Regions from separate parts of the Homo sapiens genome. Here region 2 is linked to region 1. Evidence: read pairs that join two places in POLR2A ChIA-PET (ENCODE). Cell type or tissue: OCI-LY7. All regions are shown on one strand. Links, peaks and the distances in the headings refer to the core of each region. The heading gives the core; the rest is flanking DNA. Region 1 overlaps COQ2 (coenzyme Q2, polyprenyltransferase). Region 2 overlaps LIN54 (lin-54 DREAM MuvB core complex component).

The links. ChIA-PET counts read pairs that join two places held together with the same protein. Peaks named below come from ENCODE experiments on the same cell type or tissue, not always from the same donor. Only the 100,000 strongest peaks of a DNase experiment are listed, where the experiment ranks them.
Region 2: POLR2A ChIA-PET joins it to region 1 with 5 read pairs; 3 of 35 experiments call an interaction of 5 or more read pairs at or near these places.

The regions. Positions count from the first base shown.
Region 1 is chr4:83,263,374-83,271,714 of GRCh38, forward strand. It overlaps COQ2 (coenzyme Q2, polyprenyltransferase), which reads right to left. Exons shown (of 7, transcript NM_001358921.2): 5 at 6,487-6,620; 6 at 4,213-4,401; 7 at 451-990. The coding sequence ends at 826. Among named protein-coding and RNA genes, the nearest start is that of COQ2, 17 kb to the right of the region's middle. In OCI-LY7, for the core only: a CTCF peak has its summit at 3,423 (motif pointing left); a DNase peak (open chromatin) is centred at 3,448.
Region 2 is chr4:82,987,671-82,996,011 of GRCh38, forward strand. All of the region lies in intron 1 of LIN54 (lin-54 DREAM MuvB core complex component), which reads right to left. Among named protein-coding and RNA genes, the nearest start is that of LIN54, 19 kb to the right of the region's middle. RefSeq lists enhancers at 2,136-2,185, 2,236-2,345. In OCI-LY7, for the core only: no CTCF peak of the experiment used is centred there; no DNase peak of the experiment used is centred there; H3K27ac peaks cover 596 bases.

The DNA.
Region 1 (8,341 bases), core at 342-8,341:
TTCGTTTTGTACTGAGTGACCTAGGGAGATCCTGGAGGGTTCTGGGGAGAGGAATGACATGACCTTACTCAGGTTTTAAGAGAATTACTCTGGTTACTGTGTTGAGAACATTGTGAAGGTGAGGGCAGGTAAAGGAAAAAACAGTAAACATTTAAATATCACTATCCTATAAACTATAATGGGATAAGATAAAAAAGATATAGACAGAAAATCAAGGTAGTCTCTGGTGACTGCCCACTTGTCTGTTCTGGTCACTGTGACTGCACACAGAGACCAAATCTCCCAAATAAAAGTCAGGGTTGGTAAACAGTGGTACATGTGGCTATAATAGCTAAATACTTCTATTTGGTTATTTAAATTCTCCTAAAACATAAAAAAACAGAATTGGTTTCCTAAATTACAGTTTTTGGCAGTGACTAAAGGTCACAATAAAGAACAGTAAGGCCCAACTTCCCATAGTTGCTTTTATTTTTCCCTAAAAAAAAGAGTCCATTTTCTTATACAGACATTCATTTATGTAAGACCCACATCAGGCTTTTTCTAAAGTGCCAAAACCCGTGCAATCCCCATAACTTCAGGTGAGAATTATAATGGGCAGAAGAATGTATCAACTAAAATACTCAAGGCCATCTCAAATCCTGAAGAGTCCCTGGTTTCTGTGACAAGGGGGAATTTTGCTAGCAAATAAGTAAAATCCAGGTAAATATGCTCTAAATCTTCATCTTCAGGTTCTTAATTCTTTAACATATTGTATCAGATTTTGTATTCAAATCTAATTATATTTTGTAAAAAATGTTTTAAAAATTCCTAGATAAATTTCATTCATTAATTTTCTATTTTATTCTCTATACCCTTCTTTGTTTTGTCTGTCTTCTTTTCTTTCCACAAATTCCCAAGGACAATCCCTAAAAAAACTATTAGTCCCAGTGTTCGGTTGGAGATAAATTTATTCCAACAATCCTCAGGTCTGTGGATGTCTAGAGTGTAAATCTGCAAGAGAGGAATACAAAGTTGTATTAATACCTAGTCTGGACTTTGGGTCATAACAAATAAACATGTTAACACGGAGGAGAAAACAGCAAATACAAAAAATACAAATATAAAAAATGAAAAATTAGCTAGGCACGAAGGCACATGCCTGTAGTCCCAGCTACTCAAGAGGCTGAGGTGGGAGGATTGCTTGAGGCCAAGAGGTCAAGGCTGCAATAAGCCATGATCACCCTACTGCACCCTCCTAGCCTGGGTGAGAGAGTGAGACTCTATCTCAAAAAAAAAGAAAAAGAAAAAGAAAAATTTACCATATTTTTCACTTGGAATCATCCAAGCTGTTTCTTAAGAATTTTCGGTTGAGGGTTGCATGAATGCTTGTGAGGCAACCCATACTGTTTTTAGTTCTAACGATTTAGAACGTTCTTCCTTATACTGACTGATCTAAAGTCTGTCTCCCTGCAACTCCTACCCTCCAGTTCTGGTTTTAGCGTCTGCAGCAAAGTTTCTCAATGGAGAACAAGTCCCATTTGGGCAGGACAACTCTAATGCAGGGCAATCTGGTGCAGCACAAGATATTGACTGTATCTGGCCATCATCCATATAGTCACCCCTCCTAGTTTATTATAACCAAAAATGCCCTCCCACATTTCTAAATCTCTCCTGTTCAGGGACCTACATTTAGGGAAGGGGAGCTAGAGACCTAAATCTGTTGCTAGTAATCTAGAACAAGCGTACTCCTTTTTCCCCATGGTAGCCCTGCAAATACACTAAGGAAGTCTCACGTATGTTCCTATCTTCCTTAGGCATGGGGGACTATTCTTTATTATGTGGTCTGCAGACTTACAATTATCATGATTTCCTTTCTCTTTAAATACTAAAAGGCTACGTCCATCTTTAAACACTGTATCGAAAACTGGACAGAGAGGCCAGGCGTGGTGGCTCATGCCTGTAATCCCAGCACTTTGGGAGGCTGAGGTGGGCGGATCACTTAAGGCCAAGAGTTTGCGATCAGTCTGGCCAACATGGCGAAGCCCCGTCTCTACTAAAAAAATACAAAAATGAGCTGGGCATGATGGCGTGTGCCTGTGATCCCAGCTACTACGGAGGCTGAGGCACGAGAATCGCTTGAAACCAGGAGGTGGTGGAGGTTGTACTGAGCCAAGATCGTGCCACTTCACTCCAGCCTGGGTGACAGAGGGAAGACTCTGTTTCAAAACAAACAACAACAACAACAACAACAAAACTGGACAGAGGACCATAAATGTGATTTAAAATATAAAGTGGGCTCCAAGTATTTCTTTTTTCTTCCTTTGTTTTTGAGACACAGTTTCCTTCTGTCACCCAGGCTGGAGTGCAGTGGCACCATCTTGGCTCACTGTAACCTCTGCCTCCCAGGTTTCAAGTGATTCTCCTGCCTCAGCCTCTCGAGTGGCTGGAATTACAGGTGCACACCACCATGCCCAGCTAATTTTTGTATTATTAGTAGAGACAGGGTTTATCCATGTTGGCCAGGCTGATCTTGAACTCCTGACCTCAAGTGATCTGCCCACCTCGGCCTCCCAAAGTGTTGGGATTACAGGCGTGAGCCACTGCGCCTGGCCGAATATTCCTTATAGTATTTGTGATTGTCTTAATAATTTTTGCCTTCCTGTACTATTTAATATTCAGGTGTTTAAATATTAACATATACCCATTATCCAGACCAGACAATCAAATGACAATGTCAGCCCTCATGGAGCTGAGCTATGACCAAAAAGGGATGCTGAGAAATTCTGAAGGGAAAAATGGTGACATCCTGGAAAGTCACCAATTCACATTTTAGTTTTCACAGTGAGGAAAACAGTGGAGGGGACACAGCATATGGTTTACTTTACAGACATCAGATTCTGATTTCCTTCATACCATGTTATGTGAGTCTTGCCTATACTGATAGTAATTGGCAATAATCTGTATAAAATCAGTCATCTAAATACAGCTTCATGAATATCTTCTTTTTTTTTTGTTTTTTTTTTGAGATGGAGTCTTGCTCTGTCGCCCAGGCTGGAGTGCAGTGGTGTGATCTTGGCTCACTGGAACCTCTACCTCCTGGGTTCAAGCGATTCTCCCGCCTCAGCCTCCTGAGTAGCTGGGATTACAGGTGCCCACCACCATGCCCAGCTAACTTTTATATTTTTGGTACAGACGGGGTTTTGCCATGTTGGCCAGGCTGGTCAAACTCCTGACCTCAGGTGATCCACCATGAATACCTTTTTGATTCTGTTTAATGAAAATAACAATAACACTGATATAAAAATATAGTCAATTTATTAGCAAGTGATTTAATCAAAATTAGATTTAGTTCATTCATTTACAAGTCAACAATGTAGATTCTCAACATAAGTTTCTGACAGGTAGGGGATGTGGTGTGGGTGAATATCCTGAAATGACAGCTTCCTGCTCTCTACTGGCAGAACTTTGACATGTTCCGCATTTCATGTCTTATCTGTCCTTGGTCTTTATGCCAGCAGAAACCAAATTTATGAATAATTAGTCTACTAACCATCACTAGAAACCCAGATTTTTTTTTAAAAGCTTTATCTGTCAGTTTGCTTTTAGAGTAATTCAACTCAAACCACAAGCTTCAGATATCACTGAAATTTTTCCAGACATGAATCAGAAGTAATTCCAGGAAAATCAGATGGGAAAATTTGGATTTAGGCCTATATTATTTTTAAAAAATAATATACCTTGGCTGGGGTTGGTAGCTCACACTGGTAATCCCAGCACTTTTGGGAGACCAGGGCAGGAAGATTGCTTGAAGCCAGGAATTTCAGACCAGCCTGGGCAAAATCTCAAGACCCCATTTCTACAAAAAATAAAAAAAATTAGCCAGGCATGGTGGTGCATGACTGTAGTCCCAGCTACCCAGGATGCTGAGGTGGGAGGATTGCTTCAGTCCAGGAGTTAGAGGTTGCAGTGAGCTGTGATTGCACCACTGCACTCCAGCCTGGATGACAGGCTGGACAGCACTGTTTCAAAAAAAATTTAAAAATAAAATAAAATACTAGAGCTAGCTTTCTTATAAGTTGAGGCCGGAGGGCAGGGGGGTCTGTTAAAGGTAGTAGAAGCCAAGTAGTTGTTTAAGAAGTTCCTTGCCAGGTAAACACAGAGGGCATACTGTTTAAATAATTTTTATAATTTATACCAAGGAAATATGAGGGACAAATAAGAAAAAGGTCAAACCTGGTGAGTCAGATGGGCTCCTACAGCACCCAGGGCAGCGTAGTAGGGAGCAGTCTGTCCACTGTTCACACCCACTAGGCTCAGTGCCCCCAGCATTGCAACACTGAAGCCGCTGAGCCACGGCTTGGTATTTTCTCCGAACCGCAGAGCCGTTGACTTAAGACCAATCAAAACATCATCTCTTTTGTCCTAATATCAGAAAGAAAAATAAACTGTTTTTTGAGATTTAGTTCACACACCATAAAATTCACATTTTGAAGTATCAGATTTAGTGTTTTTTTGTATATTCACAAGGTTGTGCAACCAATTACCACTAACTACTTTCAGAAGAAATTGTCTTTTAAAGAACATGCAGATATACCATAAGCGGTGAAAGATGACAGTAACTCAGAAACAGGCTGATCAGTAATGAATGTGCAGGCCAATCAAAGCTAAACACCACTGCTAAAATCACCATCCAGCTTCATTTCTATACACCATTATATTTGTTATAATCCTATAATGACTCTTAACCATATTTTTAGTGTTAGGATTAAAATTCAGCTCTAATTCTTCCCATAGCTCCTCTCTACCTCAGAGTTCTCAAATCTCAATAATCTCCTATACATTTTAGTTTCAATCTTGCAAAAGTCACAGATGTAGAAAAATGCTCACTTACCACCTAACCACATCCACTCATTTCCCACTTCTAGCCCAACCTATCCCTTGCCTTTCCTATCAAATCCTGTTTAGGTAGAGCTAGGTCTTGATGATATAACCACATGTAGCTGCCTGGTTTCTCCCAGCAAGTTTACTTGTAAGCATCTCCATATACTGTTGTAAATAATGATGGTCACGTAGTATCAGTGGCTGTATGCTGAACTCTCTGCACTGACCTACCGGCAGACAGCAACCTGACAGGCTCTCTTTTGGGGCCCAAATCCAAATAACAATGACTGTGGGTGTTTCTGTTTTTCCTTTCATACTAGAATCACCTTCAGGGTGCAAACTGTGTCTATAGTTATTATGTGAACCACAAAAGTGCCAATGAGTATGTGGTGTTTTCCTGAAGTTGTTAATCTAATTGGAGTACTGGTATCCTAAGCACTCATTCCAGACCTTACCGCAAAAAGTACAGGCATCTCTTCTAACCTGTAAGTCAAGTTTCACTTTGGAAGTAAGACTGATTACAGATCCGCCTTTTCATGATACTACAAATGTAGCAGGGCATAGGGGGTTTAGTGGAAGAAAACAGAATGAAATCCAGACATATTCTTCAAGTAAATGACTGAGAATATATAATCATATTTCAGAAAAATACTGAGAAAAACTTTTTTGAAAAGTTTATAAATGTATTCTCAGAACATGTACTATCAAATCATCACACTGTATACCTTGAATATGCATAATTTTATTTGTCAGTTACTTCTCATTAAAGCTGGGGGAGAGTTTATAAATGTAAAAGAAAAAAATGAGTTTTTAAAATGGAATTTATCAAAAAGGCAATATCAAAAGCTATAAAAATGCATATAATCCTTTAAGTCAATAATACCACTTCTAAAAATTTAACTGAAAAACTCCTATTCAAGAAGTATTAATGATTAGAACAATATTACTTATAATTGTGAAAACTCAGAAACAAGTAGCCAAAATAGAGAAACTGTGAATTTTTTTTTAATTATGGTACATCGAATTTATGGCATGTTAAATTGGGGCATGGACTATCTCATAGTCCATAGTCTTAAAGTGACAATGACAAAGAATTGGTAAAAATATGGGAAAATGTTCACTAACTACACCAAGTAAAAAAGTTGCATAATTCAATGATTAGAGGGACAGAAGAATGTAGTGGTTAAAAGCAGTCTCTGAACACTGGGTTTGAATCGCAGTTCTGCCACCCACTAACTGTGTGACATGGACAAATACTTCTTCACATATTTCCTCTTCTGTTAAATGAGGATAATGTAAGTACTTTCCTCAAAGACTGTTGGGGGATTAAGTCTGTAAAGTACTTAAAACAGTGCCTGGCACATAGTAAATACTACTTTATTGCTTGTAAATAAAATAAATGAGTTGAATTTTGGTAAACACACATAAACATAAAAAAAATTTTGTTGGAGCCATGGAACTGTGAATGACTTTCTTTTTAGAAAAAAAAAATTCTTCCTCCTTAATTTGGTTCTTAAAGTTCTTAAAAAACAACAACAAATTTTAGAAAAAAATGCTTTCTCCTTAATTTGGTTCTTTAAAAACAGCAACAACTAAACCAAAGTTAAGAAAAGATAATTTCTTTACCTGATGGGCATAAATAGTATCATATATTAGTGTCCACATAACTCCAGAAAAATAAAGAGGCAGGCAAACAGATGGATCACAGGAACCCTTGATAGCAGACCATCCAAGTAACGCTCCCCAATTAAATGTCAAGCCTACAATTAGCAAAACACAAAAAGGGGGAAAGTCTGTATGTACTTTAGAATCCTAAAGGGAAGGAGTGGCATCGGAGTGTGTTCAGTGCTCCTGGGTATCAGACTCTGTGTGTGCTGCTTTCTGTGGGTTCCTTCCTTAAACCCTTTCAACTCTCGGTGGTACTTATTAGCTCCATTTTACAAAAAACAAAACAAGCTCAGAGAGGTTAATTAACAACTAAAGTAACAGAGCTAATAAAAAGAATAATATCCCCTAATTAAGTAAATAGGAGGTTTAAAGAGAAGATTTATCCCACCTAATATGGTGCACGGCACTACCAATAACAGAAGATGCTGGGATCTGAACTTACATCTCTCTGACTCAAAAACCCATGTTCTTTCTGTTACCACTCTGCCTCCCCTATCAGCTACTGAAACATGAATATACATACGAACACTGATCTATTCCACAATGGCATCATCTCTGAGGACTGTAAACAAACACCTACATGTTGACAGCTCTCAAATCTCCACTTGCAAGCCTGATAACTCTCCTAAGCTCCAGACTGCATACTGAACAGTCTGCTGGACTTCTCTGCCTGCAAGTTGCTCATGTACCTTAAACTCAATGTGTCCCAGATATCTTTTCTCAGAAACCCCTTTTCTCCTCCTGTATTACCTATTTCCACTCATGTCCCCTCCTTAACTGATGAAGTGCCTCTCCTTTGTGGTCCCATAGCACTCCTGCCTGACACGTTGTACTGCAATGACCTGTTTATCTGTCATCTCCATCTCCAACTCCTTAAAGATGGTCAGGGTGTTTTAGTCATTTTTATTTTCCCAGTACCTGCTGCAATTCCTAGCACGAAGTAAATGTAGGGGTTCAGTAAATGTTTGGAGTAAATATACCAGCTTCTTAATATTATCTTATAGATAGGAAATGCTTATATTGAGAATATAATTTCAAATTTAATAAAGAGAACATTCAATGAGAGGATCTTAGAAAAAGATAAATATTCTACCACAACTTTCCCACAAATCAGGCTCACATCAATTTCTTGAGTTGCTTTTAGTTCTTTCATTTACTGAAAAAAATGATTCAAAGAACTAGAATCATTCTAGGAATAGAATAGAAAAGTCTGGGAATAGATATTTTTGCAGCAGATTCTGATACCTGCTTACCTAACTATGTTTCTTTCTTTTCACCAACAAGTATGTATTCAATACCTACACCGCACCAAGTGCTATGCTAAATGCTGGGCCACAATTTATTAACTGGAGACCATAGGAGGCTCTCAACGTATTCTTGGTTGAATTAATGCTGCTGAAATAAGTAAGTGCCGGATTAGAATCCTATGGTAGCCCAGAAGAGACTGTCTAACTTCTTCCTGAGAGGCTTCACAGAATACGAGCTGTCTAAGCTATCACATACACTTTAACCCTTGTTTTCCTGCCACAGAGTGCTTCCTACCCCATCCCCCAAATTCTTCAGGGCATCTAGATCAAACATTTTTTCATGACATACCTAGATTTTTAAAAAAGCATTTCAGAAAGCAATGGCCAGGCGTGATGGCACACATCTATAATCCCAGCACTTTGGGAAGCCAAGGCAGGCAGATCGCTTGAGCTCAGGGGTTTGAGACCAGCCTGGGCAACATGGCGAAACCCTGTCTCTACAAGAAATACAAAAATTAGCCAGGCAGGGTTGTCAATGCCTGTAATCCTAGCTACTCAAGAGGCTG
Region 2 (8,341 bases), core at 13-8,012, 280 kb before region 1:
GCTTCCAGTTTCATCCATGTCTCTGCAGAGGACATGATCTCATTCCTTTTTATGGCTGCATAGTATTCCATGGTGTATAAGTGCCAAATTTTATTTATCCAGTCTATCACTGATGGGCATTTGGGTTGGTTCCATGTCTTTGCTATTGTAAATAGTGCTGCAATAAACATATGTGTGCATGTGTCTTTATAGTAGAATGATTTATATTCCTTTGGGTACATACCCAGTAATGGGACTGATGGGCCAAATGGTATTTCTGGTTCTATATCCTTGAGGAATCACCATACTGTCTTCCACCGTGGTTGAACTAATTCACATTGTCATGAACAATGTAAAAGCATTCCTATTTCTCCACAGCCTTGCCAGCATCTATTGTTTCCTGACTTTTTAATAATCGCCACTCTGACTGGCATGAGATGGTATCTCATTGTGATTTTCATTTACATTTCTCTGATGATCAATGATGTTGAGCTTTTTTTCATGTTTTTTTGGCCACATAAATGTTTCTTTTGAGAAGTGGGTCTGTTCTATCACTAAAGATTATTTGTCTTTTTGCTCATTCCAGAACTTCATTTAAATTGAATAATATATTATGTACTTATGACATAAAGCAATCATATGGTATGAGTTTTTTCTCTCAGCATGCTTTTGAGATTTATCTTTATCGTTTTACTTATTAGTAGTTCTATTCCTTTTTACTGCTGAGTAATATTCCATTGTACAAATTGACCACAATTTGTATATGCATTCATCTGTTAATGGACATTTGGACTGTTTCCAGTTTGGAACTATGATGAATAATTCTGCTATAAACTGCTATAAATACTTAGGTTCAAGTTTTTTCAGAAAATACGTTTTTCATTTCTTTTGAGTAAATATCTAGAAGATCTGGCAATTCCTTCTAGGTGAATCACATGGTAAGTTTATTTTTAATTTTGCATGAAACTGCTAAACTATTTCCCAACTTAGCTGTACCATTTTATACACCCTCCAGCAATGTATGAGAGTTCCAGCTGCTGCACAGCCTCACCAACAATTGGTATTGTCAGTCTTCTGTTGGTCTTTTCAACTCCAGCCATTCTAGCCTATGTGAAGTGATATCTCATTGTGTTTTTAATTTGCAATTCCCAGATGATTAATGACTCTAGCCTCTTTTCATGTGCATATTGTCTGTCTGTATATCTTCCTTTGACAAGTTCCTGTTAAATTTTTTTTTCTTTTAAAAATACTGGGTTTGGCCGGGCGCGGTGTCTTATGCCTGTAATCCCAGCACTTTGGGAGGCCGAAGCAGGCAGACCACAAGGTCAGGAGATCGAGACCATCCTGTCTAACATGGTGAAACCCCATCTCTATTAAAAATACAAAAAATTAGCCAGGCGCGGTGGTGGGTGCCTGTAGTCCCAGCTACTCAGGAGGCTGAGGCAGGAAAATGGCGTGAACCCGGGAGGCGGAGCTTGCAGTGAGCCAAGATCACGTCACTGCACTCCAGCCTGGGCAACAGAGCCAGACTCTCTCTCAAGAAAAAAAAAAAATACCAGGTTTACAGTCTTATTGAATTGGATGAATTCATTATGTATACTGTGAAGTTATCAGTCACTTATAACATCTTAAAGGACTCACTAGGGTTTTGGGACACCAAAGTACTAGCACTTCTTTATGTCGCTCTTCCTGATCAAAGAATCCCCTCTGGCACTTATGGGAATTCACAGCACAAGAATGTAAAAGTATCAACATCAAATATACATCAGCAATGACAATCACAACAACAATATACAACAAAGGGCTCCACTCACAATGTCACACTAGCTTTCTTCCCCAAACCCCAAGAGTTGAATCTGGATACTACCCCCAACGAATGATGATTTAGTTCCTATATCCAACAGAACCATAAAAGTTTGACTCCTTCCTCTCCCTGAAGTTCTTCCAGCATATTTAGACATAGGGGTATGGCCTTTGGTCCCCATAAGGACACACAGACATCAGCCCAACCCCTATTAATCTTTCTCTTTAAAGCACCTGAAATTAAAGAGTAGGAGGAGGGAGAGGTCAGGCCACAGAGGGAGACTGTGGCTTTAGAGCAGTAAGCAAAGCTTGCATTTACTTTCATTTTCAAGCATTAACCCCTGCAGCTCAACCAAACTTCTAAGGTTTTGAATCCACCTAAAGCTCTATATCCTTATTGTGGACACCATATGTTCTGCTTTGAGGGCTCCTTAACTCAGCAGCTATAGCCACATTGCCTTTCAGCAGAGCAGGGGCCATGAAGTTGAGTGTACAACAACCAAAGCACCATTCAGGTGGTATGTTTCAATCCTACCTCTCAACTAAGCCTCTAAATTATTCATTAACAGGTAGAACAGTGGAGGACTTTCATTCTCCCCATCCCCACTGCCCTTGCCCACCACCTGGGTGAGACCATTCACTAACAGATGCCAGAGAGAATTTTCATATCTCCTAACCTAGCCCAAGAGGCCCTCATCCTTCCTCCTTCAGAATGCCATGCCTGTCAGCACCCCATCCTCATGGCCAAAACTATCAAGAACTGTGAGGGTCTGAGACTTTCAACTCTCTTTGAAAGCTAACAAAGTAGCCTAGTAATCTTCCATGGATACCGGCAGAAGACACAGTAGTCATGTGTCAGAGACAAAAGGACTTTTGACTCACAGTACAGCAAGGAACATGAGCATTATGTGTGTATCAGTTCCCCCATATCCCCCAAGTCCCGCAGGGAAGACACAGGGGGGTCCAGGTAGATGCCACATATGCAGTAGGTTTGTATCATAACTTAGGAACCCTGAGCTTAGGTAACACAAATCTTTTTTTTTTTTTCTGAGACAGAGTCTCACTCGGTCGCCCAGGTTGGAGTGCAGTGGCGCGATCTCGGCTCATTGCAAGCTCCGCCTCCCAGGTTCATGCCATTCTCCTGCCTCAGCCTCCTGAGTAGCTGGGACTACGGGCGCCCGCCACCACGCCCGGCTAATTTTTTGTATTTTTAGTAGAGACAGGGTTTCACCATGTTAGCCAGGATGGTCTCGATCTCCTGACCTCGTGATCCGCCCGCCTCCGCCTCCCAAAGTGCTAGGATTACAGGCGTGAGCCACCGCGCCCAGCCAGGGAACCCAAATCTTTTATAACGGGCCAAAGCAAACCTGCTCTTTGCCCAGAGGGAGATATTATCTTTATTATACTGGACAATAAGCAAATCTGCCCTTTGCTACAGAGGGAGATGCTATATCATCCCAGGCTGTTTGCTATACACATATCCTTGAAAAGATCATTTAAAACAAAAGGGCTGTCACTGCCTCACTGGTAAGAGGTACAGAAATGCAAGGACCCATGAAGAAGTCAGGTGCAATGGCGTGCACCTGTAGTCCCAGCTATTCAGGAGGATGAGATGGGAGGATCGCTTGAGGCCAGAAGTTCAAGGCTGCAGTGCACCACTGTACTCCAGCCTGGGCAACACAGTGACAGCCTGTCTCTTAAGAAAAAAAAAAAAAAAAAAAAAGACCCATGGAAAATTGTCTCCCAAATAACTATATCTTATTTATGTTAGCAATGTTGTGCACTTTAAGTATATAGGTCTTATACATATTTTGTTAAATTTATCCTTAAGTATTTCATGTTTTTTGATGCTGTTATAAATGGCATTTTCCATTTTCCAATTGTTTATGAGTATGTACAAATAAAACTGATTTTTGTATATTGTCCATGTATCCTACAACCTAGCTAAACTCACTTATTAATTCTGATAGCTTTTCAGTATAGATGACTTAAGATTTTCTATAAATACAGTCCATGTTGTCTGTAACATCTGTATTTCCTCCTTTCCAATCTACATGTTTTATATTTCTTTTCCCTTACTACACTTGCTAGGACCTCCAGGAAAATGTTGACTAAAAGTGGTGACAGCAGACATATTTGCCCTGTTCCTAATCTTATCTGTTAGTTATAGGTTTCCATAGATTTTCTTTACCAGGTTGAGAAAGTTTACGTCTTTCCCAATTTGATGAGGTTTTTTAAAAAATCATAAAAGGATGTTTAATTCTATCATATGCTTTTTCTGCAACTAGTGAGAAAATCGTATGGCTTTTCTTTTTTTAATCTGTGAATTATATTAATTTTTGATTAAATTAATTTTGCATTCCTGATATGAACCCCACTTGATCATGTCTTATAATTTGTATATATTGCTAAATTATATTTTGCTAATATTTTGTTAAACATTTTTGTTATGTTAATGAGGGATATTGATCTGTAGTTTTCTTTTCATTTTATAGTGTCTGCCTGGAGATAATGCTAGCCTAATAAAATGAATTGGAGTGTGTTCTTATTTTTCAGGAAAAGTTTGCACAGAATCGTCTCTATTTCCTCCTTAAATATTTGCTAAAATTCACCAGTAAAGCCATCTAGATATAAAGCTTCCTTGTGGGAAGGTTTTTAACTATAAATTCATTTCCTTTAGCAGATGTAGGGCGATTCAGATTATCTTTCTTCCCGAGTAACCTGGGATATTTGATAGTTTGTGTCTTTGAAGGAATTTGCCTATTTCCTCTAAGCTGCCAAATGTAGTAGCACAAAGTTACATGTAATATTCTTTTAATATCTGCAGGATCTGTAGAAATGTCCTCTCTTCATTCCTCGTAGTGGTAAACTGTCTTCTCTCCTTTTATTCTTGATTAGCTAGAGATTATCCATTTTATTGACCTTTACAAAGAACCATTTTTGGACCGGGCATGGTGGCTCACACCTGTAATCTCAGAACTTTTGAGAGGTCAAGATGGCTCACTTGTGGCCATGGGTTTGAGACCAGTCGGGACAACATATCAAGACCCCATCTCAACAAAATAAAGATAAAAATTAGCTGGGTGTGGTAGGGCCTGCTTGTAGTCCTAGCTCACACTCCCTTGACTTGGAGGCTGTAGCAAGCAAACCACGACACAGTGGCGTGAACACGACTCACTGAAGCGTCGAATTCCCAGGCTCAAGCAATCCTCCTGCCTCAGCCCCGCAAGTAGCTGGGACTAGAGGCATGCACCACGATGCCTGGCTTTTGTTTTGTAAAAATGAGGTGTCCCCGGCCAGGCGTGGTGGCTCACGCCTGTAATCCCAGCACTTTGGGAGGCCAAGGTGGGTGGATCACGAGGTCAGGAGATTGAGACCATCCTGGTTAACACGGTGAAACCCCGTCTCTACTAAAAATACAAAAAATTAGCCGGGCATGGTAGCAGGTGCCTGTAGTCCCAGCTACTCGGGAGGCTGAGGCAGGAGAATGGCGTGAACCCAGGAGGCGGAGCTTGCAGTGAGCTGAGATCACGCCACTGCACTCCAGCCTGGGTGACAAAGCGAGACTCTGTCTCAGAAAAAAAAAAAAAAAAAGAAATGAGGTTTTACCACGTTGCCTAGGCTGGTCTCAAACTCCTGAGCTCAAGTGATCTGCCCAGCTTGGCCTCTCAGCATGCACCACTGTGCCTGGCCCATTTTTTATTTAAATTAACTATTATCTTTACCTCTTTGCTTCTGTTTGATTTGTTCTTCTTTTTCTAGAATCTTTTTTTTTTTTTTTGAGATGGAGTTTCACTCTTGTTGCCCAGGCTGAAGTGCAATGGTGCAATCTTGGCTCACTGCAACCTCCGCCACCTGGGTTCAAGCGGTTCTCCTGCCTCAGCCTCCCAAGTAGCTGGGATTATAGGCATGCGCCACCACCCCTGGCTAATTTTTTGTATTTTTAGTAGAGACAGGGTTTCTCCATGTTGGTCAAGCTGGTCTCAAACTCCAGACCTCAGGTGATCCGCCTGCCTCGGCCTCCCAAAGTGCTGGGATCACAGCGGTGAGCCACCGCGCCCGGCTAGAATCTTAAGATGGAAACACAGATCAGGGTTCACCAAAATACTAAATGATGCCCATGGTCTTTATATATTGCTTCCTACCTAAAAATGGTTTTTTGTTTGTTTCTTTGTTTGTTTTTGAGACAGTGCCTCACTCTGTCACCCAGGCTGGAGTGCAGTGGTGTGATCTTGGCTCACTTCAACCTCTGCTTCCCAGGTTCAAGCAACTCTCCTGCCTCAGCCTCCCAAGTAGCTGGGATTAGAGGCGCATGCCACCATGCCGGCTACTTTTGTATTTTTAGCAGAGATGGGGTTGCACCATGTTGGTCAGGCTGGTCTTGAACTTCTGATCTCAACTGATCCACCTGCCTCAGCATCCCAAAGTGCTGGGATTACAGGCATGAGCCACTACGCCTGGCCTGATATTTACATTTTTAAATGGTTGGGGCAAGGGGGAATATGACAGACTTACATGACTTACAAAGCCTCCAATATTTGCTACCTGGAGCTTTACACAAAAAGTCTGTCAACTCCTGGTTTAAATGATTGATTGATTTTAAAACTTTCTTCTTTTTTACAGTAAGCCTTTAATATGAAAACTTTTCCCCAAAGCTCTTTAGATGTATTCCATTAATTTCAATACGTTTTTATTATCATTCACTTCAAATGTTTTCTAATATTGCTTGTGATTTTACCTGACACATGGATAATAAAGAAGTGTGCCATTTAATTCCCAAGCACTTGGAGATTTTCTAGCTATGCTATTATTATTGATTACTAATTTAATTATAGTATTGTCAGAGAACATAATACTCTTTAACATTCTCATCATTTGAAATTAGAGACTTATTTTTTGACTCAGTATACGGTCTCTCTTGGTGAATCCTCCTTGTGCATTTTAAAAGAATTTTTTTTTTTTTGAGACAGAGTCTTGCCCTGTCACCCATGCTGGAGTGCAGTGGCGCAATCTGGGCTCACTGCAACCTCCACCTCCCCGGTTCAAGCAATTCCCCTGCCTCAGCCTCCCAAGTAGCTGGGATTACAGGTGCATGGCACCACGCCCAGTTAATTTTTTTGTATTTTTAGTAGAGACAGGGTTTCACCATGTTGGCCAGACTGGTCTCGAACTCCTGACCTTAGGCAATCCGCCCTCCTTGGCCTCCCGAAGTGCTGGGATTACAGGCATGAGCCACCTTGCCCAGCCAAGAACATTTTTTTTAATAGTTGCTGAGGGTAGTATTCTATTTATGTCAGTTAGCAAAAGCTGGTTGATAGAGTTATTCAGATCTTTGATATCCTTAATAAATTTTTAGGGTGTTAAAATCCCCAAATATGGTGGTGGATTTGTTTACGTCTCCCCTTCTGCACATTTTTGCTTCATATATTTTGAAGTTCTGTTGTCAGAAGAACATACGTTTTTACCTGTCCTGTTAAAAGAGACTGAGAATTATAGGAGTGGGACTCTCCCTTTGAACTAGGAGCAAAGTCCAAACTTCTAACAAGAAAAGGTCTGGGCCAGGTTCAGTGGCTCACACCTGTAATCCCAACACTCTGGGAGGCCAAGGCAAGAGGACTGCTTAAGTCCAGGAGTTGGAGACCAGCCTGGGCACAACATGGTAAGACCTTCTTCTCTACAAAAAAATAATTTTTAAAAATTAGCCAGGCGTGGTGGGGCATGTCTAAAGTCCCAGCTACTCGGGAGGCTGAGACAGGAGGAAAGTGTAATCTCAGAAGTTTGAAGCTGCAGTGAGGTATGATAGTGCCACTGCACTCTGGCCTGGGTGACTGGGTAAGATCCTGTCTCTGGGGGGAAAAAAATTAATTTAATTTAATTTTAATTTATTTTTAATTTAAATTTAATTTTTTTTTAAAAAAGGTCTGATTGGTTTGGCCAGAGTCTATGTAATAGACAGAGACTATTCCAGAGCCAGGATAGCTCATAAACTACAGAACAGAATATAGATGACTGTCTTATGATTACACATCCTTATCTCTTTTTTTTTTTTTTTTTTTTTTTTGGGATGGAGTCTCGCTCTGTCACCCAGGCTGGAGTGTAGTGGCACAATCTCAGTTCACTGCAACCTCTGCCTCCAGGGTTCAAGCAATTCTCCTGCCTCTGCCTCCCAAGTAGCTGGGACTACAGGTGCGTGCCACCACACCCGGCTAATTTTTTGTATTTTTAGTAAAGGCAGGGTTTTACCATGTTAGCCAGGCTGGTCTACATGTCCTGACCTCGTGATCCACCCACCCGCCTCGGTCTCCCAAAGTGCTGGGATTACAGGCGTCAGCCTCTACTCCTGGCCTCCCTGTTTGTTTCAATCAGGGTCACATGCAGGGCATGGTGGCCTATGCTAAAAGAAAGTTTCAGGACCAGGCACGGTGGCTCACACCTGTAATCCCAGCACTTTGGGAGGCCAAGGTGGGTGGATCACCTGAGGTCAGGAGTTCAAGACCAGCCTGAGCAACATGGAGAAACCCCGTCTCTACTAAAAATACAAAATTAGCTGGGCGTGGTG